2 separate regions of the Homo sapiens genome follow, and region 2 is linked to region 1. The links are chromatin loops, found by intact Hi-C in ENCODE. Cell type or tissue: CD14-positive monocyte. All regions are shown on one strand. Links, peaks and the distances in the headings refer to the core of each region. The heading gives the core; the rest is flanking DNA. Region 1 has its middle 9.9 kb from the start of RETN. Region 2 overlaps PNPLA6 (patatin like domain 6, lysophospholipase).

The links. Hi-C counts contacts between places; a loop is a spot of excess contacts. Peaks named below come from ENCODE experiments on the same cell type or tissue, not always from the same donor. Only the 100,000 strongest peaks of a DNase experiment are listed, where the experiment ranks them.
Region 2: a loop joins it to region 1, with 2.5 times the contacts of the local background. A loop is called at or near these places in 1 of 110 quality-filtered maps.

Annotation. Positions count from the first base shown.
Region 1 is chr19:7,650,880-7,667,501 of GRCh38, reverse strand. It overlaps the pseudogene RPS27AP19. Among named protein-coding and RNA genes, the nearest start is that of RETN, 9.9 kb to the left of the region's middle. RefSeq lists an enhancer at 9,231-9,350. In CD14-positive monocyte, for the core only: CTCF peaks have their summits at 15,131 and 15,340 (motif pointing left); DNase peaks (open chromatin) are centred at 14,391 and 15,211; H3K27ac peaks cover 1,234 bases.
Region 2 is chr19:7,536,772-7,548,270 of GRCh38, reverse strand. PNPLA6 (patatin like domain 6, lysophospholipase) reads right to left here. Exons shown (of 32, transcript NM_001166114.2): 4 at 8,213-8,353; 5 at 7,963-8,122; 6 at 7,561-7,641; 7 at 7,220-7,348; 8 at 6,837-6,917; 9 at 6,587-6,749; 10 at 6,204-6,287; 11 at 5,601-5,710; 12 at 5,343-5,510; 13 at 5,187-5,264. Among named protein-coding and RNA genes, the nearest start is that of PNPLA6, 6.8 kb to the right of the region's middle. In CD14-positive monocyte, for the core only: no CTCF peak of the experiment used is centred there; DNase peaks (open chromatin) are centred at 3,480 and 4,490; H3K4me3 peaks cover 1,179 bases; H3K27ac peaks cover 2,284 bases.

The sequences.
Region 1 (16,622 bases), core at 14,088-16,587:
ATCTTGGCTCACTGCAACCTCCACCTCCTGGGTTCAAGCAATTCTCCTGCCTCAGCCTCCCGAGTAGCTGGGATTACAGGCGTGCACCACCATGCCCGGCTAATTTTTTGTATTTTTAGTAGAGATGGGGTTTCACCATGTTGGCCAGGCTGGTCTCAAATTCCTGACCTCAAGTGATCCACCCGCCTCAGCCTCCCAAAGTGCCGGGATTACAGGTGTGAGCCACCATGCCCAGCCTATTTTAACCATTTTTCAGAGCACAATTCTGTGGCAATAAGCACATTCATGTTGTTATGTAGCCACCACTGCCGTCCATCTCCAGAACTTTCTCCTCTTTCCAAACTGAAACTCTGTCCCCATGAAACACTCACTCCCTATCCCTCTCCCCAGCCCCTGGCACCCTCCATCTTGCTTTCTGCCTCTATGGATCTGATGACTCTAGGGACCTCCTAGGAGTGGAATCACACAGTGTTTGTCCTTTTGTATCTGCTTATTTCACTGAGCATAATATCCCCAAGGTTCATCCCTGCTGTAGCCTGAGTCAGAACTGTTTTCCTTTCCATGGCTGTATCACATTCCCTTGTGTGGATGAACCACGTTGTGTTTATTCCTTCATCCATCGATGGACACTTGGGTTGCTTCCAGCTTTTGTTTTGTTTTTTTGTTTGTTTGTTTGTTTTTGTTAGTTCACGTCTTTTGTGGGTTTTCTTTCTTTTTTGAGATGGAGTCTCACTCTGTTGCCCTGGCTGGAGTGCAGTGGCACGATCTCGGCTCACTGCAAGCTCCGCCTCCCGGGTTCACTCCATTCTCCTGCCTCAGCCTCCCGAGTAGCTGGGACTATAGGCGCCCGCCACCATGCCCAGCTAATTTTTTTGTATTTTTAGTAGAGACGGGGTTTCACCATGTTAGCCAGGATGGTCTCGATCTCCTGACCTTGTGATCCGCCCGTCTCGGCCTCCCAAAGTGCTGGGATTACAGGTGTAAGCCACTGCGCCTGGCCGTCTTTTGTTAATTCATACAGTTATTTGTCTTCTGGTTTGTTGAAGCAGTAAGTCAGACAACATTTGCCACAATAATGTCTGTCAAAGTGGCTTGCCATAAACACTGCAGCACCACATTCATCAGAAGGGCAACCTCGACGAAGGTGACTAATTTTGCCATTCTCATCCACCTTATAATATTTCAGGACAGCCAGCTTCACCTTCTTTCTCTTGTGCTTATTCGTCTTGCAGGTAAGACTTCTTCTTCTGGCCGGGCTCAGTGGCTCAGGCCTGTAATCCCAGCACTTTGGGAGGCCGAGGCAGGTGGATCACGAGGTCAGGAGTTCAAGACCAGCCTGGCCAACATGGTGAAATCCTGTCTCTACTAAAAATACAAAAATTAGCTGGGCGTGGTGGCACGTGCCTGTAATCCCAGCTACTCGGGAGGCTGAGGCAGGAGAATTGCTTGAACTGGGACCCGGGAGGCAGAGGTTGCAGTGAGCCGAGATTGCACCACTGCACTCCAGCCTGAGCTACAGAGCGAGACTCCATCTCAAAAAAAATAAAAAAAAGACTTCTTCCTTTCCTTAGCACCACCACGAATTCTCAATACAAGATGAAGAGGAGACTCCTTTTGAATGTTGTAGTCAGACAGAGTACGCCCATCTTCCAGTGCTTGTCTTTGCTGATCAGGAGGAATTCTTTCTTTACCCTGGATCTTGGCCTTTACATTTTCTACCATATCTGAGGGTTCAGCCTCGAGGGTGGTGGTCTTCCCTGTAAGGGTTTTCAGGAAAATCTACATTTTGGTGGCGGCTCCACCACAGATGGCGGATCTAAAAGGTTTTTGTTTTTTGTTTTTTTGAGACAGAGTTTCGCTCTTGTCACCCAGGCTGGAGTGCAAGTGGCACGATCTTGGCTCACTGCAACCTCTGACTCCTGGGTTTAAGTGATTATCCTGCCTCGGCCTCCGAGTAGCCAGGATTACAGGCATGTGCCACCACCACACCTGGCTAATTTTTTTTTCTTTTGTATTTTTAGTAGAGATGGGGTTTTGCCATGTTGGCCAGGCTGGTCTCAAACTCCTGATCTGGAGTGATCCGCCTGCCTCGGCCTCCCAAAGTCCTGGGATTACAGGTGTGAGCCACTGTGCCTGGCCTGCTTCTGCCTTTTGGCTATTGTGAATAATGCTGCTCTGAACATAGATGTGCAAATATCTGTTTGCAGCTCCTGCTTTCAATTCTTCTGGGCGTATGTCCAGGAGTAGTGCTGCCTGATCATATGGTAATTCTATGTTTAACTTTTTGAGGCACTGCCAATTTTCACATTTTTAAACCATAGGGAAAAAAAAGTTGTTTTTTTTTTAAAAAAGACACAGTCTGGCTCTGTTTTCCACGCTGGAGTGCAATGGTGCAATCATAGCTCACTGCAGCCTCAAACTCCTGGGCTCAAGCAATCCCCCCCTCATCAGCCTCTTGAGTAGGTGGGACTACGGCATGTGTCACCACACCTAACTAATTTTTTTAATTTTTTTGTAGAGGTGGGGTCTCACTCTATTGCCCAGGCTGGTCTCAAACTCCTGGCCTCAAAAGATCCTGCCACCTTAGCTTCCCAAAGCACTGAGATTACAGGCATGAGCCACTGTGCCTAGCCAAAAAATATTTGTAATGTTTAGTGAAAATAGAAATCATATAAAATTCAAATTCATATAATTTTCATAAAAAGTCCATAAAGAAAATTTTCTTAAAACATTGTCAGCTGGGTGCGGTGGCTCATGCCTGTAATCACAGCACTTTGGGAGGCTAAGGCGGGTGGATCACCTGAGGTCAGGAGTTCAAGACCAGCCTGGCCAATGTGGTGAAACCCCATCACTACTTACAATACAAAATTAGCCGGGTGTGGTGGCACGCGACTGTAATCCCAGCTACTTGAGAGGCCGAGGCAGGAGAATTGCTTGAACCCGGGAGGTGGAGGTTGCAGTGAGTCAAGATGGTGCCCTTGCACTCCAGCCTGGGCAACAAGAGCGAAACTCTGTCTCAAAAAAAAAAAAAATTGCCAAGCTCAGTGGCAGGCACCTGTCATCCTAGCTACTTGAGAGACCAAAGCAGGAGGATTGTTTGAGCCCAGGAGTTTGAGGGCAGCCTGAGCAACATAGTGAGATCCTGTCCCTACAAACACACACACACAGTTTGCTACCCCCTTTTTTTTGAGAGGGAGACTCGCTCTTGTCACCCAGGCTGGAGTGCAGTGGCACGACCTTGGCTCACCGCAACCTCTGCCTCCCGGGTTAAAGCGATTCTCCTGCCTCAGCCTCCCGAGTAGCTGGGATTATAGGCAGGTGCGCCACCATGTCCGGCTAATTTTTGTATTTTTAGTAGAGATGGGATTTCGCCATGTTAGCCAGGCTGGCTTCGATCTCCTGATCTCAAGTGATCCGCCCGCCTTGGCCTCCCAGAGTGCTGAGACTATAGGCATGAGCCACTGCACCTGGCCCCATTTTTTAATATATCATCAGTGACTGCTATCACATGTCCATGGCAGAGCTCAGCAGCTGTAGAGTGGTTGGACAGTAGGGCCCCCAAAGCTGAGAATGTTTACTATCTGACTCGTTACAGAAAACATTTTTTTGTACCCCTGGTATGTGGTGATGAGTGAGAATGAGACAACTGTCCATGGATTACAGCTACACCCAACCATGTGGCTGATTCTCACGAACATATGTTAGCATAGAAGCCAGACCCCAAAAAGAACATACCATACAAATCCATTTATTAAAAAAAAAGGGGGCCGGGCGCGGTGGCTCCTGCCTGTAATCCCAGCACTTTGGGAGGCCAAGGCAGGCGGATCACAAGGTCAGGAGATCAAGACCATCCTGGCTAACACGGTGAAACCCCATCTCTACTAAAAATCCAAAAAAATTAGCCGGGCGTGGTGGCAGGCACCTGCAGTCCCAGCTCCTCGGGAGGCTGAGGCAGGAGAACGGTGTGAACCCGGGAGGCGGAGCTTGCAGTGAGCCGAGATGGCGCCACTGCACTCCAGCCTGGGCGACAGAGCAAGACTCCGTCTCAAAAAAAAAAAAAAATACCTAAAAATACAAAAATTAGCCAGGTGTAGCGGCAGGTGCCTGTAATCCCAGCTACTCGGGATGCTGAGGGAGGAGAATCGCTTGAACCAAGAGGTGGAGGTTGCAGTGAGCTGAAATCATGCTACTGCACTCCAGCCTGGGCAACAGAGAGAGACTCCGTCTCACAATAATGATAATAATAATAAATGAAATACAAACAAAACTAATTTATGCTGTCGGAAATGACGATGGAAGAGTCCTGGGGAATCAGAGATAGTGGTGATAAAAGCATACCAGGAAGGCCCCTAGTGAGGGGGGAATTTTGTAAAAGTTTTCAGCTGTAACTCTCATTTGCACAATTTTCTCTATGTATTTATATTTCAATCAACATGATGCATGTGTATTAAAGCCCTGTGTAAATGCAACGGTGCACACAGGTTCAAAGCGCAGGCAATATTTATTGAGCAACTATTATGTTCCATATGCTGTGTTAAACACCATGCATACACTAAGAAGCAGAGGGATGCTGCCCTTGCCCGGGACGAGTTGGCCCTTGTCAGTCAGGGAAAGGCAGACACCAACAGAACAGCAATAAAAAGGCCGGGCAATGGGCCAGGCGCGGTGGCTCATGCTTGTAATCCCAGCCTTTTGGGAGGCCGAGGCGGGTGGATCACCTGAGGTCGGGAGTTCGAGACCAGCGTGACCAACATGGAGAAACCCCTTTTCTACTAAAAACACAAAATTAGCCAGGCGTGGTGGCACACCAGGTGGGTAGCTGTAATCCTAGTTACTCGGGAGGCTGAGGCAGGAGAATTGCTTGAACCCGGGAGGCGGAGGTTGTGGTGAGCCAAGGTTGTGCCATTGCTTTCCAGCCTGGGCAACAAAAAGCAAAACTCCATCTCAAAAAAAAAAAAAAAAGTCCGGGCGCCATGGCTCACACCTGTAATCCCAGTGCTTTAGGAGACCGAGGTGGGTGGATCACTTGAGCCCAGGAGTTCAAGACCAGCCTGGCCAACACAGTGAGACCCTCCCTCTGTACAAAACGTAAGAAAACATTAGGCAGGGATGGTGGTGGCTTCCTGTAGTCCCAGCTACTCAGGAGGCTGAGACAGAAGTACCGCTTGAGTCCAGGAGTTGGAGACTGCAGTGAGCTATGATCGCACCACTGCACTCCAGCCTGGACAACAGAGCAAGACCCCATCTCTAAAAAAAAGAAAACAAAAAAACAACAACAAAAAACACCAATAGAATGCTCAATCAGCCATCAGCCTCAAGGACCCTTCCATCTCCCAAGGAGAGGAACCCTTTTCCGTGAGAACCTCTGACCTAAAAATCAACCCCACATGGGGGAATCCAGAAAGTATTTTGGGGGGAGGAAAAGATGTTTGAAGGGAGGGTGGAGGATGCAGAAGGGTTAACCAGGAGAGGCAGTTAGGGAGGGCCTTCTGGGTGGAGGGAGAGGACTGCATGTTCCAAGGACCTGAGGCAGAATGGAGTGTGTGTATTTAGAGGAACTGAAAGCAAATTTGTGGGACAGGGGATCTAGAGGGGAAAAGTGAATTCCACAGGCTCCCTGTCTCTTCTGGTCCTAGCAGGAACTTTCAAGTCCGTTTTTGTCCAGATATTTCCCCATGCTCAAGTCCCAGCTCATCCTGCCTCCTTGAAGACATGACTTCTGTCTCTTCTTGAGCTACTCTTTGACACACCCTGGACAAAGGGTAGCTTGAAAAGAGACAGAAACCATGTTATTGCCAGGTGCAGTGGCTCACGCCTGTCATCCTTGTGCTTTGGGAGGCTGAGGCAGGAGGATCGCTTGAGGCCAGGAGCTTGAGACCAGCCTGGACAACATAACAAGACCCCATCTCTACAAAGATAAAAGGGAAAAAGCCGGGCGCAGTGGTTCACGCCTGTAATCCCAGCACTTTGGGAGGCCAAGGTGGGCAGATCACCTGAGGTCAGGAGTTCGAGACCAGCCTGGCCAACATGGCGAAACCCCGTCTCTACTAAAAATACAAAAATTAGATGGGCGTGGTGGCGGGCACCTGTAATCCCAGCTACTCGGGAGGCTGAGGCAGGAAAATCACTTGAACCCAGGAGGTGGAGGTTGCAGTGAGCTGAGATTGCACCACTGCACTCCAGCCTGGGCGACAGAGTGAGCCTTGGTCTCAATCAATCAATCAATCAATCAATGGAAAAAAATTAGCTGGGTGTGGTGGTCCATGCTGGTAGTCCCAGCTACTGAGGAGGCTGGGGTGTGAGGATCACTTGAGCCCAGGAAGGCTGAGACTGCAATGAGCTATGATGGCATCACTGCACTCCAGCCTGGACAACAAAGCAAGATCCCGTCTCAAAAAAAAAGAAGAAAAAGAAAAATCATTTTTTGAGAGCTCTGATTTTCAAACCCTTTGTTCTCAGAACTCTTCGGGTAAAACCTTTTGAACGACACAAAAGGAGTGGGCAGCTGTGATGACAGATTGAGGAGAAAGCAGGGTAGGCATGGAACCTCTAGGGTTCCCTAGGGACCCAGTTTGAAAACTCTTGGTTCAGTAGCAGGAAAAGGCAATATGCCCCTTAATTCTCTTCTAAAACATAAAATCCTTTAACTTCCTCTGATTTCTACCAGTAAAACTGAGCTCTACTGACCTCAATTTTGTACCAAATGCTATCTAATAAAATCCCAGAAACAGTGATTTTTGAAAAATCCATTTTGTTGATGTGTAATTTACATACAGTAGAATGTGCCTATCTTATGTGTTTGGTTTCATGCATTGTTTTTCTTTTTCAACTTTTTAAATTTTTTTTTTTTTTTGAGACAGGGTCTCACTCTGTTGCCCAGGTTGGCGTGCAGTGGCACAATCTCGGCTCACTGCAACCTTCGCCTCTCGGGTTCAAGCAATTCTCCTGCCTCAGCCTCCTGAGTAGGTGGGACCACAGGCACGCGCCACTACACCCAGCTAATTTTTGTATTTTTAGTAGAGACAGGGTTTCTCCATGTTGGCCAGGTTGGTCTCGAACTCTTGACCTCAAGTGATCCACCCACTTCGGCCTCCCAAAGTGCTGGGACCACAGGCACACACCACCACGCCCAACTAATTTTTGTATTTTTCATAGAGATGGGGTTTCACCATGTTGCCCAGGCTGGTCTCAAACTCCTGGCCTCAAGTGATCTGCCTGCCTTGGCCTCCCAAAGTGCTGGAATTACAGGCATAAGCCACCATGGCCAGCCCTCTTTATCAACTTTTATTTATTTTTTCATTTTTTTGAGACGGAGTCTCGCTCTGTTGCCCAAACTGGAGTGCAGCGGTGCGACCTCAGCTCACTGCAACCTCCGCCTCCCGGGTTCAAGCGATTCTCCTGCATCAGCCTCCCAAGTAGCTGGGATTACAGGTGCCCGCCACCACGCCCATCTAATTTTTGTATTTTTAGTGGAGACGGGGTTTCACCATGTTGCCCAGGCTGGTCTCGAACTCCTGGCCTCAAAGCGACCTGCCCGCCTTGGCCTCCCAAAGTGCTGGGATTACAGTTGTGAGCCGCCGCGCCCGGGACCCTCTTTATCAACTTTTATTTTAGATTCAGGGGATACCTGTGCCAGTCTCCTACCTGAGTATATTGCATGATGCTGAGGTTTGGGGTATGAGCGACTCTGTCACCCAGATGGTGAGCACAGCACTCAACAGTTAGATTTTCAACCCTCATGCCCCTTTTCCTCACCCCTCCCTGGCAATCCCCACTGTTCATTATTGCCACCTTTATGTCCATGAGTACCTGAAGTTTAGATCCCACTTATAAGTGAGAACAGGCAGTCTTTGGTCTGCTGTTACTGAGTTTGATGCATTTTGACAAATGTGTCTACCTGCCTGCTGCACGTTTTGGTTTTCCCAAGAATTATTTTCTAAAAATCAGTTTTTATTAAGGTGGCATTTATATACACTAAAATTCTGCACACGATCTTGTAACCATCACCACCAAATACGTATTTATTTATTTATTATTATTTTTTAGAGATGGCGTCTCACTCTGTCTCGATCTCCCACGCCGGGGTGCAGTGGTGCCATCAGAGCTCACTGCATCCTCCAACTCCTGGGCTCAAGCGATCCTCCTGCCTCAGCCTCCTGAGTAGCTAGGACTACAGGCACCCACCACCACCCACAGTTAATTGAAAAAATTGATTCTTCTTTGTAGAGACAGGGTCTCATATGTTGCCAGGATCCTTGGTCTTTGACCTCCCAAAGTGCAGAGATTACAGGCATGCACCACTAATGCCGGGCCAAATACTTGTAATTTAAATTATCGCTGGGCTGGGCACGGTGGCTCACGCCTGTAACCCAGCACTTTGGGAGGCCGAGGGGGGAAGTTCACCTGAGGTCAGGAGTTCCAGACCAGCCTGGCCAACATGCTGAAACCCTGTCTCAACTAAAAATACAAAAATCAGCCGGACATTGTGGCAGACGCCTGTAATCCCAGCTAATCGGGAGGCTAAGACAGGAGAATCGCTTGAACCCGGGAGGCAGAGGTTGCAGTGAGCCGAGATCGCACCATTGTGCTCCAACCTGGGCAACAAGAGCGAAACTCCATCTCAAAAAATAATAATAAAATAAATTATAGTTGGAAAAAAGGGGTTTCCTAAAGACCCAAGGGAAATGGCCTCTTTGTTCCTGAAGCCACAGAGAGGATTTTTCTGCTCCCCACAACTAGTTTTCCTTGTGAAAATTCATAATTGCTACCAGCTTGTTCTCCTCTCTGTCACTATACATCTGTCCTTGAAGCCTTATTTGAACAAAGAGTTCTGGTATCACTCGGATGCCTAGAAACTGTTGCCGTTCTGTGAAACCGACCACCAGAGGAAACCCATGCTTCTCATTGGCTGCCTTACTAAGATGGTGACTTGTTGCCCTGGTGACAAGTTGCAATGACAGGTGGCTCTGCCAAATCAGAACACAGTGATACTTGCTTCCCCTCCCGGGTGAAGGATGGAAAATAAAAGTAAAAGCCTTGGCGGCTGTCAGGCTTCTTTACCAAAGAGCTGGAGAGCACTCCTTGGCCCCATTTATGCAAACACTTCCCATCTACAGATGATCCAGCTTCGGAGTGGGAGTCTAAGCAGCTGCCAGGACCACCGCTTGGCAGAGGACAGGCTGGGGGCTCTGGCATGACCTGCTGGGGCCAGGCTGTGACTTGGAGCAAGAGGTAGCAAGAACCTCGAGGCAGTGAACATCAAAAGAGAGATTTCCGGGGCTAAACACCCTAGGTTTTTCCTTCCTCCTGAACCCTAACCCTAACCCTCTCGGCTCACTGCAACCTCCACCTCCCGAGTGCAAGCAATTCTCATGCCTCAGCCTCCCGAGTAGCTGGGATCACAGGCGTGCGCCACCACGCCCGGCTAACTTTGTATTTTTATTAGAGACGGGGGTTTCTCCACGTTGGTCAGGCTGGTGTCAAACTCTCGAACTCAGGTGATCTGCCCGCCTTGGCCTCCAAAAGTGCTGGGATTACAGGCGTGCGCCACCGTGCCCAGCTTATTTTTGTATTTTTAGTAGAGGTGGGGTTTCACCCTGTTGGCCAGGCTGGTCTTGAACTCCTGAACTCAAGTGATCTGCCTGCCTCAGCCTGCCAAAATGCTGGGGTTACAGGCGCCAGGCCAAGTATCTTATTTTAAAAGGTTACAAAGAATATAGATGTGGATAAAATAAAAGTTTCTTTGCATTACCACTTTCCTGCAAGAAATGAGGGGGAGGGGCTTATGAAACAACTCACACCCCCCCAATTGAGGAACTGTAGATGAAAGGGAAGGTGCTGACAGGCCCGTCTGGCCACGGTTTCCTGGAATAAAACTGAGCCACACACCTCCACAAATCCCCAGCCTCCGGCAAGTACCCCAGAAGTACTCACACTCCACCACCTTCTGTGATCGCAACAGCCCTACGCAACATTACAGAGGGCAAAACCCACGCTGGGGAAGGCGGGGCTACTGTCAAAAGGTCACCAGGGCCAGGCACAGTGGCTCACGCCTATAATCCCAGCTCCTTGGGAGACCAAGGCAGGAGGATCCGTTGAGCTCAAGAGTTTGAGTTCAGCCTGGGCAACACAGGAAAACCCCCGTCTTTACAAAAACTTTTTAAAAATTAGCTGGGTGTGGTGGCATGCCCGTGTAATCCCAGCCACTACTTAGGAGGCCGAAGGGGGAGGATCTATTGCTTCAGCCCGGGAGTTTGTGGCTGCAGTGAGCTATGATTGCACCACTGCACTCCAGCCTAAGTGACAGACAGAGACTCTTAAAAAAAAAAAAAAAAGGGCAGGGCACGGTGGCTTATGTCTGTAATCCTAGCACTTTGGGAGGCCGAGGCGGGCAGATCATCTGGCGTCAGGAGTTCGAGGCCAACCTGGCCAATATGGTGAAACCCTGTCTCTACCAAAAGTACAAAACTTAGCTGGGTGTGATGGTGGGCACCTGTAATCCCAGCTACTCGGGAGGCTGAGGTGGGAGAATCGCTTGAATCTGGGAGGTGGAGTTTGCAGTGAGCCAAGATTGCGCCACTGCACTCCAGCCTGGGTGACAGAATGAGACTCTGTCTCAAAAAAAAAAAAAAAAAGTGGGGCACCTATATTCCCAGCACTTTGGGAAGCTGAGGCAGGAGGATGGCTTGAGGCCAAAAATTCAAAACCCGGCCTGGGCAACATAGCAAGACCCCATCTCTATGAAAAAAAAAAAAAAAAAGTCACCAGGCCAGCTAGCCTAGATTTCAGAGCCAGAATTTGTCTGATGCCATTGTCTTTACTTTTTCTTTTTCTTTTTTTTTTTTTTGAGACAGAGTCTCACTCTGTCACCCAAGCTGCAGGGCAGTGGGACAATCTCAGCTCACTGCAACCTCTGCCTCCCAGGCTCAAGCGATTCTCCTGCCTCAGCCTCCTGAGTAGCTGGGATTACAGACATCCACCACCATTTCCAGCTAATTTTTGTATTTTTAGTAGAGGTGAGGTTTCACCTTTTTGGTCAGGCTGGTCTCCAACTCCCAAGCTCAGGTGATCTGCCCACCTCAGCCTCCCAAAGTGCTGGGATTACAGTTGCGAGCCACCACGCCTGGACTGCTCTTCATTCTTTTTTCAGAACTTTCCCAGCTGCCAACAGAGACAGAAACTGAATCATCTCAGAAGTGAATGAAGGAGGCTGAGGGCGGGTGGACTGCTTGATTAGGAGTTCGAGATTTGCCTAGGCAACATGGAAAAAGCCTGTCTCTGCTAAAAATACAAAAATTAGCCGGGCGTGGTGGCACATGCCTGTAATGCCAGCTGCTTGGGAGGCTGAGGCAGGAGAATCACTTGAACCCGGGAGGCAGAGGCTGCAGCGAGCCGAGATCGCGCCACTGCACTCCAGCCTAGGTAACAGGGCGAGACTCCGCCTCAAAAAAAAAAGAAGGGAATGAAGGACACCCAAAATGGAGCCTCTGTCTGCCAGGGCTTTGCTATCCTGGCCTGCCTATCCCAGCCCTGGACACCTCATCTCTGATCCCACCAGAGCGGAACCTTCCCATTCGCAGGGCCATTTCCTTACCCAGAAACCTTTTCACAATGTTCTTGGCAGCAGCTGTTGGTCAACTGTGTTTTAAGGTTTTTGAGCAACTTTACAGAAAATAAAAGGGAAGCTACCCTCAATGTCTGGGTCTCCCCCTGGGTGGCCTCTCTTTGTCACCTTACTCATTTCCACGAGATTTCCTTGCTTCGTTGAGTTACATCACCTCCTTTTCCTGTCTGGGTCCAGGACGCCTCCTCTGCAGGTCTCCAGCACTGATTCCTTTGTCCCCGATTTCTCTGCTAGGGTCGCTGGCTTCACCATCCCACCACCACTGCTGCTGGCCCAGCCCGCAGCTTTAATTTCTCTGGACCCTCACGTTTTTGTTATTTGTGTTTTTTTTGGAGATGAGGTCTTGCTCTGTCACCCAGGCTGGAGTGCAGTGGTGCAATCACAGCTCACTGTAGCCTCCACCTCCCAGACTCAAGTGATCTTCCTGCCTCAGCCTCCCAAGTAGCTGGGTGTGTGCCACCAGGTGCAGCTACATTTTTTGTAGAGGCAGGGGTCTTGCTATATTGCCCAGGCTGGTCTCAAACTCCCAGCTTTAGATGATCCTTTCACCTCGGCCTCCCAGAGTGCTGGGATTACCAGCATGAGCCACTGCACCCGTCCTCTCATGTATTTTTTATTAATCGATTTATCTATTTACTTATTTTGAGACAGAGTCTTGCTGTACCACCCAGGCTGGAGTGCAGTGGCATGATCTCGGCCCACTGCAACCTCCACTCCCTGGGTTCAAGTGATTCTCCTGCCTCAGCCTCCCGAGTAGCTGGGATTACAGGTGCCCGCCACCATGCCTGGCTAATTTTTGTATTTTTAGTAGTGACGAGGTTTCACCGTGTTGGCCAGGCTGGTCTCGAATTCCTGACCTCAGGTGATCCACCCAACTCGGCCTCCCAAAGTGCTGGGATTACAGGCGTGAGCCACCGCACTCGGCCTCCCTCATGTATTTTTAAGCGGAACAGGTTCAAGATCACAAATGTTTTCCTCTCACTCTTTCAATGAGTTTCTATTCTAGAATCTCCTGCACGCCACAGGAAGGAGAACTCTCACCCTGTAATGCACATAAATACATGAGATCACCATTGTTCTCACCCAGTAATCAGAATCGTTAGTGATAATTAGTAATAAATTTATTTTTACTATATCTAATAAATTAGATAGTAATTACTATGGCAGCCAATCGTTCCTGGGTGCTCCCTAGATGCTTCCAAGGGAGCCACACGTGACCCTCAGGGCTGTGCCCATTCCAGGCTCTTCTGCTGAGCTCATGTAACCGCTTGCCTCAAGGCATTCCACAAATAATACATAAGTCAATGTATCACGTTGTCACTTTCTGTACAAACCAGCTAGTTCCGGAGGGAAGCAGAAAGCCTTTTTCAGAAGAACCACAGCTAATTCCAGTAGCAGGAATGATAAAGTTGGACATAATCCTCAAGAGAGTAATGAATCAAAAATGGATGGCGGGCCAGGCACGGTGGCTGATGCCTGTAATCCCAGCACTTTAGGAGGATGAGGCAGGTGAATCATTTGAGGTCAGGAGTTCAAGACCAGCTTGGCCACCATGGTGAGACCCCGTCTCTACTAAAAATACAAAAATTAGCCTGGCATGGTGGCTCATGCTTGTAGTCCCAGCTTCTTGGGAGGCTGAGGCAGGAGAATTGATTGAACCCTGGAGGTGGAGATTGCAGTGAGCCAAGATTGCATCACTGCACTCCAGCCTGGGCAACAAGAGCGAAACTCTATCTCAAAAACAAACAAACAAACAATAACAACAACAAAATTGATGGCTGCTAATGACTTTTTTTCTTTTCTTTCCTTTTTTATTTTTATTTTTTATGAGACAGGGTCTCACTCTATCGCCCAAACTGGAGTGCAGTGCCGAGATCATAACTCAGTGCAGCCTCAACCTCTTGGACTCAAGTGATCTTCCCACCTCAGCCTCCCATGTAGCTGGGACTACAAGCAATTGCTGCCACATCTGGCTAATTATTTTATTTTGTTGTATTTTATTTATTTATTTTTTGAGACAGAGTCTTACTCTGTCACCCAGGCTGGAGTGCAATGGCATGATCTCAGCTCACTGCAACCTCCGCCTCCTGGATTCAAGTTATTCTCCTACCTCAGCTTCCTGAGTAGCTGGGATAACAGGTGTGCACCACCACGCCTGGTTAATTTTTGGTTTTTTGGTAGAGACGGGGTTTCATCATGTTGGCCAGGCTGGTCTTGAACTCCTGACCTCAAGTGATCCGCCCATCTCAGCCTCCCAAAGTGCTGGGATTACAGGTATGAGCCACCGTGCCCGGTCTTTATTTTATTTTTAGTAGAGACAGGGTTTTGCTATGTTGCCCAGGCTGGTCTCAAACTCCTGGGCCTAAGTGATCCTCCTGCCTTGGCCTCCCAAAGTGCTGGGAACTACAGGCGTGAGCCACTGGGCCCAGCTCCTGTTAACATCTTTATGTGGAGAGTTACTGGGGACCAGGGACATTCCCCAAACCCACCCATCAATCGTAGTGACATGACGTTATGGACCCCCTGATGTGATGTACCAGGAAGTACCCGGCCCTACCAGCATGATATTATTCTGGCTGCAACTGACCCTTATTCCAATAGAGCATGTGGTTCTAAGCCATTTATAGGGTAAACATTGGGGCAGGGATGGGGAGAGAGGAAGCAACCTGCCAAATCCAGAATGAGGATCATTCCTCGGTACCAGAAGAGAACCAGAAAGAAAGCACCCTAAGTGGGGATACCACAAGGAAGTAAAGCAGGGGCCTCTCCCAGCTGGGGAAGGGAAGGAGGAAGGAGTACAATAGCTTGCAAGGCACAGCATTGCGGATGATGGGAATAGCAGGTGCAAAGGTTCTGGGGCAGGGACAGTGTGGTGTGTTTGAAGAACAGCAGCCAGGTTCACCATGAGATGGGAAATGGACTTGGGGGAAGGGATCTCAAAGGATAATTTTTTTTTTTTTTTTGAGACAGGGTTTCGCTCTTGTTGCCCAGGCTGGAGTGCAGTGGCATGATGGCTCACTGCAACCTCTGCCTTCCGGTTTCAAGCGATTCTCCTGCCTCAGCCTCCCGAGTAGCTGGGATTACAGGCGCCCACCACCACGCCCGGCTAATTTTTGTATTTTTAGTAGAGACAGGGTTTCACCATGTTGGCTAGACTGGTCTTGAACTCCTGACCTCGTGATCCGCCCGCCTCGGCCTCCCAAAGTGCTGGGATTACAGACGTGAGCCACCGCGCCCGGCCCCCCAACTTTTTTTTTGTTTTTAACACAACTTCTCGCTTTCTCACCCAGGCTGGAGGGCAGAGGCACAATCATAGCTCACTGCAGCCTCGAACTCCTAGGCTCCAGCGATCCTCACAGGAGGGTTTTGAGGATCTGCATAAAGCGTGCAGAGGGAGCTTGACTTCGTGCTCGTTAGGACCCGATATTGTCAGCTGCCGCCGCCCACAGGGACACATAAATATTTGTAGACTCAATATTTGCCTTTAGTGTGAAGACATTGCATCACCTGGGTATAAGTAAGGAGCAGAGGCAGAGGCGGTTTAAGCAACAGACTTTTGTCTCCGCTGAGAACCACGGAATAACCCCTGACCTACTTCCCCGTCGTGTCTAATTCGGGTCACCTCATCTCCAGTTACAGACGCGGAAGATCAAAGAAACCGGGAAATTGCGCCGCAGCGCCCCCTGGCGTTCGCAGCGCGTGCCTACACAAGCCACTCCCGGCGCAAAACTGCGGCTTCCCAGGAAATTGAGTTTAAATGTTTTTTTTTCTTTTTTCTTAATCTAGAAAAGATCATTTATTGTATCAAGTAACTACCCAGTTAGGCGTGAATACATTTTAAAATTTTTATTAAAACGAGTATTGGCCGGGCGCGGTGGCTCACTCCTGTAATCCCAGCACTTTGGGAGGCCAAGGCAGGTGGATCACGGCGTCAGGAGTTCGAGACCATCCCGGCCAACATGGTGAAACCCCGTCTCTACTAAAAATACAAAAATTAGCTGGGCGTGGTGGCACGCACCTGTAGTCCCAGCTACTCGGGAGGCTGAGACAGAAGAATCGGTTGAACCGGGGAGGCGGAGGTTGCAGTGAGCTGAGATCATGCCACTGCACTCCAGCCTGGGCGACGGAGCGAGACTCCATCTCCAAAAAATAAATAAATAAATAAATATAATATAATATAAAATAAAATAAAAAGAGTATTGTAGAGATTGGCTGGGCACAGTGGCTCACACCTCTAATTCCTGCATTTTGGGAGGCTGAGGTGGGAGGTCTTCAGCCCAGGAGTTAGAGACCAGCCTGGCCAACATGGCAAAACCCCATCTCTACTAAAAGTACAAAAATTCGCTGGGCATGGTGTCGCACGTCTGTGATCCCAGCTTTTTGGGAGGCTGAGGCAGGAGAATCGCTTGAACCCAGGAGGCAGAGGTTACAGTGAATCGAGATCGCACCACTGCACTCCAGCCTGGGCAACAGAGTGAGACCTTGTCTCAAAAATACATATATTTAGGAATTTGCTATGTTGCCCAGGCTGGCCTCAAACTCCTGGCCTCAAGCAATCCTCCCACCTCGCCCTCCCAAAGTGCTGGGATTGCAGGCGTGAGCCACTGTGCCCGACCTTGAGCTTAAGTTTTAAACATTAAAACCACCTCCCTCCCACTCCCTGCACCTCCCGTAAGTTAAAACGCGTCCCTGCTGAGGCCCTGCAAAGGCATATCCAGGGCAGGCGGACCCCAGGGGTCCACAGCCGACCCACTTTCTTCCCCACACCTCATCCCCTTCACAACTCTCCTCATCCATCTCCCTGCCCTGGTGGGAGATTCCGATAAATCCTAATTGTGGAACTGCTGAATCAGAGGGGGCTGCATTTTCCTTAGCCCCCACCTGCAAATTGTGTGTGCAGTTTTTCTGGGATGAGTGTCCTTAGATTTCCCTGAATTCTCAAAAGGATCTGTGACCTCAAAATCAGGAGAGAGGCCGGGCACGGTGGCTCACGCCTGTC
Region 2 (11,499 bases), core at 3,313-5,812, 110 kb after region 1:
CAGAGTTCAAGTGATTCTCCTGCCTCAGCCTCCCAAGTAGCTGAGATTAAAGGTGCCTGCCACACGCCTGGCTAATTTTTGTATTTTTAGTAGAGACGGGGTTTCACCATGTTGGCCAGGCTGGTCTTGAACTCCTGACCTCAGTGATCCAACCGCCTTGGCCTCTCAAAGTGCTGGGATTACAGGTGTGTGCCACTATGCCCAGCTATAACTGTTAGTGTATTTTATGTGTGGTCCAAGACAATTCTTCCAATGTGGCCCAGGGAAGCCAAAAGATTGGACACCCCTGATTTAAAGTATACTGAAGGGGCTGGGTGTGGTGGCCCACAACTGTAATCCCAGAACTTTGAGAGGCCTAGGTGTGAAGATCGCTTGAGCCCAGGAGTTCAAGACCAGCCTGGGCAACATAGTGAAACCCTGTCTCTACAAAAAAAAAAAAAAAAAAAAAAAAAAAAAAAATTTTTAATTAGCCAGGCATGGTAGCATGTGTCTATAGTCCTGGCTACTCTGGAGGCTGAGGCAGGAGGATTGCTTGAGCCTAGATGTTTGAGGTTGCAGTGAGCTATGATAGCGTCACTACACTCCAGCCTAGGCTACAGTGCAAGACCCCGTCTCTAAAATAAATTAAAGGCCAAGTGCGGTGGCTCACGCCTGCAATCCCAGCATTTTGGGAGGCCAAGGCAGAAGGATCGCTTGATAGTTTCAGCCCAGGAGTTGGAGACCAGCCTGGGCAACATAGTGAGACCCCCGTCTCTAAAAAAAGTAAGAGTAAAATGGGCAAAAGATCTGAATAAAAACTTCTCCAAAGAAGATATACAAATGGCCAATAGGCACATAAAAAGCTGTTCAACGTCAAGTCATTAGAGAAATGCAAAGCAAAACCACAATGACATACTACACTTCACACCCACAAAGATGGCTAGAATTACAAAGGGTTAGAGAGAATGTAGAGAGACTGGAATTCACATACACTGTCAGTGGAAATGTAAAATGGTGCCGCTGCTTTGGAAAACAGTCTAGCAAAGAAACAAACAAACACACAGTGCTTAAAAAAATTAAAAATAGAGGCTGGCCATGGTGGCTCACATCTGTAATCCCAGCACTTTGGGAAGCTGAGGTGGATGGATCACTTGAGGTCAGGAGTTCAAGACCAGCCTGACCAATATGGTGAAACCGTGTTTCTACTAAAAATACAAAAATTAGCTGGGCGTGGCAGCGTGTGCCTGTAATCCCAGCTACTCAGGAGGCTGAGACAGGAGAACTGCTTGAACCTAGGAGGCAGAGGTTGCAGTGAGCTGAGATCGCGCCACTGCACTCCAGCCTGGGCGACATAGCGAGACTCCCTCTTAAAAAAAAAAAAAATTGAATTGGCTTATAACCCAGCAATTCAACTCCTAGGTATATACCCAAGAGAAATGAAAACATATGTCCAAGCACTTTGGGAGGCCAAGGTGGGAGGATCACTTGAGCCCAGGAGTTTAAGACCAGCCTGGGAAACATAGTGAGACCCCACCTTTAAAAAAATAAATAAAATATATGTCTACACAGAAGCCCTTACATAAGGCCGGGTGCAGTGGCTCATGCCTGTAATTCCAGCACTTTAGGAGGGTGAGGCAGGCGGATCACCTCAGGTCAGGAGTTCAAGACCATCCTGGCCAACATGGCGAAACCCTGTCTCTACTACAAATACAAAAATTAGGTGGGCATGGCCAGGTGCAGTGGCTTATGCCTGCCTCAGCTTCCCGTGTAGCTGGGACTACAGGCATGCGCCACCATGCCTGGCTAATTTTTTTTGTTTGTTTTTTGTAGAGACTGGGTTTTGCCATGATGCCCAGGCTGGTCTCGAACTCCTGGACTCAAGAGATCCTCCCGCCGCGGCCTTCCAAAGTGCTGGGATTACAGGCGTGAGCCACTGTGCCCAGCCTAAAGTATATACTTTAAATGGGTAAATTGTATAGTACATGAATTATAGCTCAATAAAACCATTACACCCCCCCAAAAAATATTGTTTCACTTGAGGCCCACTGACTTCCTTTTTTATTTCTTAGAGATCAACCTATTTCTTCCCACCACACAACATTTGCACAAGCTCTTCCTTCTGCCTAGAATGACCTTTCCTCCCACCTGCACCCAGTTTGTTCCTCCCCCTCCTTCCTTCTTAGGTCATGCCCTTAGAGGTGCCACCCTGTCTAAGCCAGACTTTGTAGTGCCAAGATCATTTCCTTTGTGACACTAAGCACTTATGATTTTACAAGAATTTGTGTAATCCTTTGAGTCATGTCTCTCAGAATACGGTGGGCTGCCCAAGGGCAGGGACCACTAAGGGTTTTCCCTGCCCACTTTTTTTTTTTTTTTTTTTTTGAGACAGGGTCTCACTCTGTTGCACAGGCTGGAGTGCAGGGGTGCGATCTCAGCTCACTGCAACCTGTCTCCTGGGTTCAAGTGATTCTCCTGCCTCAGGCTCCCGAGTAGCTGGGACTAGAGGCGCCCGCCATCGTGCCTGACTAATTTTTGAATTTTTAGTAGAAATGGGGTTTCACCATGTTGGCCAGGATGGTCTCGAACTCCTGACCTCAAGTGATCCTCTCACCTCGGCCTCCCAAGGTGCTGGGATTACAGGCGTGAGCCACCGTGCCCAGCCATTTTCCTGCCTCTTGTCCAGCCAGCAGCACACAGTTCGAGATGGGGCAAATGCTGGGTAAACACGTTTCTTTCTTCTTTGGGTAGCCTGACCAGCTAGAAACCTTCCTGTTCCATCCCTTTATAAATAAGGAACTGAAACCGCCCAGAAATGGAGAGATTCCTTCTTTATCCACCACACCAACCTGTCTGGTACCCAGTGAAGCTCCACCTGCCAAAACACTGCAGGGACCCCTGGGTGAGGCACAGTCCCAGGAGATATAAACACATGCTGGAACCTTCTAAGACAGAATTTCCAGACTGTGGCCAGGTGCCGAGGATCACGCCTGTAATCCCAGCACTTTGGGAGGCTGAGGCGAGTGGATCACTTGAGGCCAGGAGTTTGAGACCAGCCTGGCCGACATGGTGAAACCCCATCTCTAGTGCAACTACAAAAATTAGCCAGGCGTGGTGGCACGTGACTGTAGTCCCAGCTTCGAGGGAGGCTGAGGTGGGAGAATCACTTGAATCCGGGAGGCAGAGGTTGCAGTGAGCCAAGATCGCACCGCTGCGCTCCAGCCTGGGCGACAGAGCAAGACTCCGTCTCCGAAAAAAAAAAAAAGTTTCAAGGAGAAGCACAGGAGAGCACAGGGTCCCTAACAAAAGTCCTGCCAACGCAGAGAAGCTCTGAGGGGCTGCAGACCAGCGTGGTACACTGACAGGCCAGGGCTGGGTTGTGGCCAGCAGTCTCCCAGATAAGCAGGGCCCAGGGGCCCCCAAAGAAGCCACAGGGTAACCTTACTTCCTCAGCTATTCTAAGAACAGCTGGCAAAAGCCTTGACTTCCTCTCCAGAAAAGAGCCCATCCCTGCCATGGGTGGTTCAAGGGGACAGCAGAGTCACTGGGTCAAGTGACACAGCAACACTCCAGCCGGCTAACAGTGGGACCACAGCTCCCACCCCACCCCAACCCTGCCCCAGGCTTCTCTCCCCCAAGCCTGGGGCAGAGCTGGGGTCCCAGTGCCTATGACAGCTCACTGTCACCTCAAGCCCCCGCTCCCTATAAGCTGCTGCTAAACACCCTCCCTGACCACTTGTCACTCTTGCAAACCCCACACTGTGGATAATGGACTGTATGGTTCCGGCCTGCTGCTCTGTACATTTGAGCATCCCTGATCTCTACCCATCAGGTGTCAGGAACAGCACCCTGTGAAATCCTAACAATCAAAAATGTCTCAGTAGGCTGGGCACAGTGGTTCATGCCTGTAATCCCAGCTCTTTGGGAGGCCGAGGCAGGCGGATCACCTGAGGTCAGGAGTTTGAGACAAGGCTGGCCAACATGGCAAAACCCCATCTCTACTAAAAATATAAAAAGTAGCCAGGCGTGGTGGCACAACCCTGTAATCCCAGCTACTCGGGAGGCTGAGGCAGGAGAATTGCTTGAACCCAGGAGGCGGAGGTTGCAGTGAGCTGAGATTGTGCCACTGCACTCCAGCCTGGGTGACAACAGCAAGACTCTGTCTCAAAACAAAAAAAAAAAGGCCGGGCGCAGTGGCTCACGCCTGTAATCCCAGCACTTTGGAAGGCCTAGGCGGGCGGATCACGAGGTCAGGAGATCGAGACCACCCTGGCTAACACAGTGAAACCCCCTCTCTAGTAAAAATACAAAAAATTAGCCGGGCATGGTGGCAGGCGCCTGTAGTCCCAGCTACTCGGGAGGCTGAGGCAGGAGAATGGCGTGAACCCGGGAGGCGGAGCTTGCAGTGAGCCACCGTCACGCCACTGCAGCACTCCAGCCTGGGTGACAGAGCGAGACTCCGTCTCAAAAAAAAAAAAAAAGAAAAAAAAGAAGTCTTACTGGGGTTCTGCGAACTAGGCATCTCTTCTTTATTACCTCATTCCACTGATGAGGAAGCAGAGAACTTTCTAGATCATCTGCCACACTCTGGGGACAGAGTGTGGGTTTCAACTTTCCTCTTCTTCTTCCTCCTCCTCCTCCTACCCTGAGGCTTCCTGACTTTCAGCTGGTAGTCGGGTCACTAACCCTTGATGGGCCTCAGTTTCCCCATATGGACAGTGGACAGAATGGTAGGATACATTTTCCTACACATCCTGGGTGCCGCCACAAGGCCCTGAAACCCCGACCCAGGGCTGGTTCATGGCCTTCCGAGGCCAGATGGCGATTTGTAGCCATTTATTGAGCCCCTATCCTGGCAGCGGTCAGCATGAGAAGCAGACATGTTAGTGAATACTGCAGGATCAGAAGTTCAGAAAACAGAATTACAGGAAGAGCCAGGGCAGGCAGGAGAGATCTAGGAGTTGGAGTCCTAGGGCAAAAGGTTCAGGGGTCACAGGTGAAGGGTTGACAGGTCCAGAGGACATAGGGTGGGGTTAGGGGGTGGGGGTCACAGGACCCAAGGGTTAGAGGTTGGAAATGATAGGATGAGAGAGGTCTGCTTCTATGGGAGAAGGTGCTGGTCTTACAGTCAAAGGGCAGGGATCAGAGGTCACAGAAGTCATAGGGAATGATCTCAGGTGGCATGGTTACAGGTCAGGGGTCAGCCTCACCTGGTCTCCCTGGCGGGCAATGATGGTGCCAGCTTTGGCGTGGTGCAGCAAGACTCTGCTGTTCAGGAGGGAGGGGTCCTGGGGAGGTAGGGGGGTTGAGATGGGCGCAGCCAGGCCTCCCTTGCGCCCTGTGCCCAGCTCCCCTCGGCTGCCCACCTCAATCCGCATCAGCTTGGCCAGCTCCTGCTTTGCTGCCTCGAAGATGCTGCTGGTCTGGCGGCCCTGGTAGGGCCCGAAAGGGCAGCCACCAGTGGCCGACTCATCCTCACAGTAGCTGTATTCACAGGCGCCTGCCGGCTGCTCACGAGGCTCCTGAGTGGGGGTCTGAGTGGGGCAGGCTTGTGACCTCCTGATGCTCCCTCCCAGCCACCTTCCCCTGCGGGCTCCACCACCGGGCAGGGTCCCAAGCCTTACCCGAGCGGGGGCTGCCAGGGACCCCCCGGAGGCCTCTTCCTGCAGGGACACGGAGATCCGGCCACGCTCATAGGCCATGTCGAAGTCGGAGCGGGGGCCACCCTGCAAGCCTGCAGGCAGGCAGGGGGGCAACAAAAACCATAAAGATGAGAGTAAGATTTTTAAAAAATGAGCCAGGTGTAGTGGTGCAGGCCTGTAGTTCCAGCTATTTGGGAGGCTGGGGCTGGAGGATCACTTGAGCATAGGAGTTCGAGGCTGCAGTGAGCTATGACAGCACCACTGCACTCTAGCCTGGGAGACAGGTCTCAAAAGAAAAGAAAAAGATGAGAGTAACCACAGTTGCAGTCTGAGACCAATGGATACCAATGTGCCATGGGCCACTGCTGTAGCAGACATGACTAATCAACGCCTGCACTCTCCCTCTGAATCCCTCTTAACAGGTGGGAGAAGCACTATCTCAATGAATATCTACAAAACAGTGCCTGGGGAAGTACTGGCAGTGTTCCCATTTCGCAGATTAAAACAATCAAGACAGGCAGGCGGTGGACCTGGATTCAAACCTGGAAGCTCCATGGCCCTCCCCGCAGACCCAGTGCTCCAAACCTGAGATGTCCCCTGGCATGGAGACGCAGCGGCTCAGCAGAGGGGCCGAGGGGGTTTCCAGGGATGTGGGCTTCACAGGGTCCCCTGGGGGAGACACATGTTCAGGCTCCTGCCCCTCAGAGCCACTAGGAGGATTAGCAGGTTGGGAGATAAGGAGATGCTGGCGACTGATTAACTAGTTAAAGCAATTCCAATGGGCCCTTGGGGACGAGGCCACAGCTTCCTCGGTACCAGATAGGAGTCAGACCTGGGTACCCCGCTATGGAGTCCCTGTGGGGCTGGACAAGGTCAGGTTGACTCTATGCAGAACTGAAAAAGGGGCTGGCGGCTGAGACGGGGCTTCCTGGGAGATTGGGCTCGGCTGGCCTCGGGTCCCTGGGTACCTGTAGGTCCAGGCAGCGGGGCCCCGGTGGGATCGGGTGGCCGCCCTGGGGTCTCCCTGGGCTCGTCTGTAGCTGAGGTGCTGACCATTCTCTTGGAGCCCCGCACAGGGCTGGTGCGAGTTGGGAGGCCGGGGCTGGGGAACAGACGCAGGGGCTGGATCTCCTGGGGGCAGAGAACAGCTTGTGGCCTGTCCTGGGAGGGAGACCTCGCCCCCATCCCCCCTGTGCTCGCTCCCCGCCACCCACTCACGTGGCTGAAGAGCTCATTGGTCAGACCCAGGTAGTTGTGCAGTGCCAGGAAGGTGACTCGCTGCAGCCGCACCATGATGATCTGCAGGGCTCGAGGGGCGTGGCCATAAGATGGGGCGGGGTAAGGGGCAGGGCCAGATGGTGGGCCGGGCTAGTTCGCAGCATAAGGGGTCGGGCGGGAACCAGGGAGAGACCCACAGTCTGGGGAAATGGGGCGAGGCAGCTAAGGGAGGAGTCCGCGGCTGCAGACATCTGGCTGCTCCAGGCCGATAACCACAGCTCCAGCGCCTGCTGGCTGCTGGGCCTCGGTCCCTTGGAGCCTGGAATGGGTGGGGGCCAGGGTGGGGTCCCTCAGGGGGTGACAGGAGGCGAAGGCCCACTGACCTGCACGACCCGCACCAAGCTCTCCGGGTACTTGGTGAAGACCGCGGAGAATGCTTCCACCGGCAGGCGCAGCACCGTGGAGTCCCGGGCCGCCCGGGCAGACACGGTCCGCTGGGGATGCTGGTGACCCTGGGGGAGGGGAGGGCGTGAAGAGAGACAAGGGCAGAGGCTGCGAGTCCCCCTCGCTACTCCCCTAATCCTTCCTGGCGCCAGTCCCGTGAGGGGCCATCGGCAGCATAACGGATGAACCAGAGATTGGGGACCCTGTGATTTCCTTCAACCTAGTCCCTTGGGTGGGACCTTGCACCCCAGCCCCCCTGCCTCAGAAACTGGTCACTCACGGTGATGACATCCAGGATGCTGAGAAGGCTGTTGACGCTGTCCCCAGGAACCACTTCCTTCACCACACACTCCTTCCCGTCCTGAGACACAGGAGACCGTGGACCCTCAGTGGCCTCGCCCTGGTGACTGGCATGTCGCCCCCTCATCCATCCCAATGATCACTGACACTTCTCATCCCTTCTCAGGGGAACCCACCAACCCTTCCAACGAGCAGGCATCTCCCATCGTTCAATACTTGTAACTACTGAGCAACTACGCAGACTACCCCAAATGTCCTCGGTCACCCGTTCCCCTGACTCCCGATGACGCATCTCCAAAGACCACCAGCTCTACAGACCAATGCCTGCTGCCCATCCCCACCACCCATCCTCCTGCAGCAGCCCCTGGGGAGGCCCACTCACAGGCCCTGGCAGACAGAGCTCCAGCAGCCCGTCCTGCACCACGTAGATGCTGGCATCTGGCTGGCCCGGCCGGAAGACGTAGTCACCCTGGCCCAGCCGCTGGAAGACCATGTGGCGGCAGAGCTCCAGGAAGAGTGGCTTCTCGAAGTGGCCCAGCACCCTGTTGGACAGGCGGTGGGCGACAGAGGCTGGAGGTCAGGGCGGCCCCACGTCTGCAGCCCTCCACCCCCACCTGCACCCCAACACTGACCGGACGTTCTTGAGCATATAAAGCACTTCAGAGGGCAGATGGGAGTTAGCCAGGTCGCCCTCGGTCAGGTCAGCTTCTAGCACTGCGGGCGGGGGCTCCTTCCGCTGCAGCGTGGGCGTCTCTTTCTGGATGCGCAGGATCCTGGTGGGAGGGGAGGGGTGCCGGGGGTGAGGGGGGCACGGAGAAGGCTCAGGCAAACCTAAGACCCCCGCATACCCCTTTCCCCAGGGCTCATGTACAGCAAACTCTGGCCCGCTGGCCAAATCAGGCTGGCCACCTTTTTTTTTTTTTTTTTTTTTTTGAGACGAAGTTTTGCTCTTGTTTCCCAGGCTGGAGTGCAATGGTGCGATCTCGGCTCACTGCAACCTCCACCTCCAGGGTTCAAGCGATTCTCCTGCCTCAGCCTCCCTAGTAGCTGGGATTACAGGCATGTGCCACCACGCCCAGCTAATTTTGCATTTTTAGTAGAGATGGGGTTTCTCCATGTTGGGCAGGCTGGTCTCGAACTCCTGACCTCAGGTGATCCGCCCGACTCGGCCTCCCAAAGGCTGGGATTAAAGGTGTGAGCCACTGTGCCCTGCCTCAGGAGTCTCGCTCTTTTACCCAGGCTGGAGTGCAGTGGCGAAATCTCGGCCCACTGCAACCTCCACCTCCCAGGCTAAAGCGATTCTCCTGCCTCGGCCTCCCAAGTAGCTGGGACTACAGGTGGGTGCCACCACGCCCAGCTAATTTTTTGTATTTTTAGTAGAGATGAGGTTTCCCCATGTTGGCCAGGCTGGTCTCAAACTCCTGAACTCAAGTGATCCTCCCGCCTCAGCCTCCCAAAGTGCTAGGATTACAGGCGTGAGCCACTGCACCCGGCTGGCCACATTTATTTTGGTAAATAAAGTTTTATTGGTACAAAGCCACATTCATGTATTTGCATATCATTATGGCTGCTCCCATGCAGCAGAGTTGAAGAGTTGCAATGGGGACCATATGTGGCCAGCAAAGCCTGAAACATTTACTATCTGGCCCTTTATGGAAAAACCCTATGACCCCAGACCTAAAGTTCTCTGAGATGGCCCCTCCACTAGGCATAGGCCCCTGAGCTGAACCCTTTAGGAAGGCAGACCCCTGACATAGCTTCCAAGATAAGGGTAGGCCCAGAAATGGTACCTGTGTTTATCATGGGGGTCCTGAAACGGTCCTTCCAGTAGTCACAGAGTAGATTCCTGAGATAGTCCCCTTAACGTGAGTATGCCTTTGACATAGCTTCCAATATATGAGAAGACCGCAGATACAGTCTCTCTGTTCTACATAAACATTCCTGAGATAGACCTTCCTCCCAGTCTCAGAGAACCTTGAGACAGCCCCTCTGACAGCCACAGAGGTCCCTGAAGTAGCCCTCATTATAAGTGGAGAATCCAGATAGCCCCTCTGCTAATCGTGGACCTGGGAGAGCCCTTCCCCACAAGTCACAGTGATTGCTGAGAAAGACCCTCCGCTGGCAAAAGATCCCTGAGATAGACCTTGGAGGATGGGACCCTGAGTTAAACTCAGTGAAATCAAGAAATTCAGATATAATTCCTTTTTTGGCTGGGCGTGGTGGCTCATGCCTGTAATACCAGCACTTTGGGAGGCCGAGGTGGGAGGATTGCTTGAGGCCAGGAGTTCAAGACTAGCCCAGGCAACACAGTGAGACTCCCATCTCTACAAAAAAATTTAAAAATTAGCCAGGCATGGTGGTGCATGCCCATGGTCTCAGCTACTTAAGAGGCTGAGGCAGGAGAGATCTCTTGAGCCCAGGAGGTAAAGGCTGCAGTGAGCTGTGATTGTGCCACTGCACTCTAGCCTCAACAACAAAGTGTGATCCTGTCTCCAAAATAATAATAATAATTATAATTGTTATGATTATTCCTTTTTTGATCAGGGAGATCTTGGGCTAACTCTTCCCTAGGTCACAGAAAGCTCAGACAGCCCTCTGACAATCATGAAGATATCAGGGTAGTCCCTTAAGAGTGTGCAAACACTACAGACAGCTCCTGTGATGTGGAGAAACCTGAGGTATAGACCCTCAACTGATCATGGGGAACTTTGAGATAGTCCTTCTACTCAACTCACAGAAAGCCCTGCCATTGGCCGGGCTCAGTCGCTCATGCCTGTAATCCCAGCACTTTAGGAGGCCGAGGCGGACGGATCACAAGGTCAAGAGATCGAGACCATCCTGGCCAACATGGTGAAACCCCGTCTCTACTAAAAATGCAAAAATTAGCTGGGCATGGTGGTATGAGCCTGTAGTCCCAGCTACTCGGGAGGCTGAGGCAGGAGAATCTTTTGAACCGAGGAGGTGGAGGTTGCAGTGAGCCGAGATCGTGCCAGTGCACTCTAGCCTAGTGACAGAGCAAGACTCCATCTCAAAAACAAACAAACAAACAAACAAAAAAGAAAGGACTGCCATTGCAGGACTATTGATCATGGAGAGCCCTGCCCTGGTGTGAAGAAACCCTTGAGGCAGACCTCCAGGTAGACTACATGACGCACAGGGATCCCAGAGCCAGCACCCAACTTGCAAAGAGAGTTGGAGAGCCTTTCTCGCAGACCTTGCTGCCAACAGGGATCTCTGATGCATCCTTCCTATATTTCTAGTGCAAGAAAATTCATAAGATAGCCCCTAGGGAACAGAAACTCCTGAGACAGCCTCCTTAGTGTGGGAAGAACTTCAAGGTCCATAACATAGGAAAGATGCCTTCTGATGTACAGAGATGCCTGAGATAACCCCCGGAGAAGAGAGGCTGGAGGCTGGAGATAGCCCCTTTAGGAGATCGTAGAAACACAATTACCTCAGTGAGGTACCCTGGAAGAAAACCACTCATGTGAAGAGACTCATGAAATAACCTACATGGAAACCCCTGATGTAGACCCCCCCACTAAGTATATGGCAAGACCTCTGAGATATTGACTTGGGAACAAATAGCTCAGATACTCCAGTGGAAGGAGAAGGTCACTGAGGTAGCCCTCAGGGAAGAGATACCCTAGAGACAGCATGTCTGGTGTGGAAGAGCTCTGAGAGGAGAGTCCAGAGATGTCTCTCTGAAACAGGAAGACTTTCTTCTTCTTCTTCTTCTTTTTTTTTTTTTTTTTTTTTTTTTTGAGACAGAGTCTCACTCTATTGCCCAGGCTGGAGTGCAGTGGCATGATCTCAGCTCACTGCAACCTCCACCTCCCAGATTCAAGTGATTCTCCTGTCTCACCCTTCTGAGTAGCTGGGATTACAGGCCCATGCCACCACGCCCAGCTAATTTTTG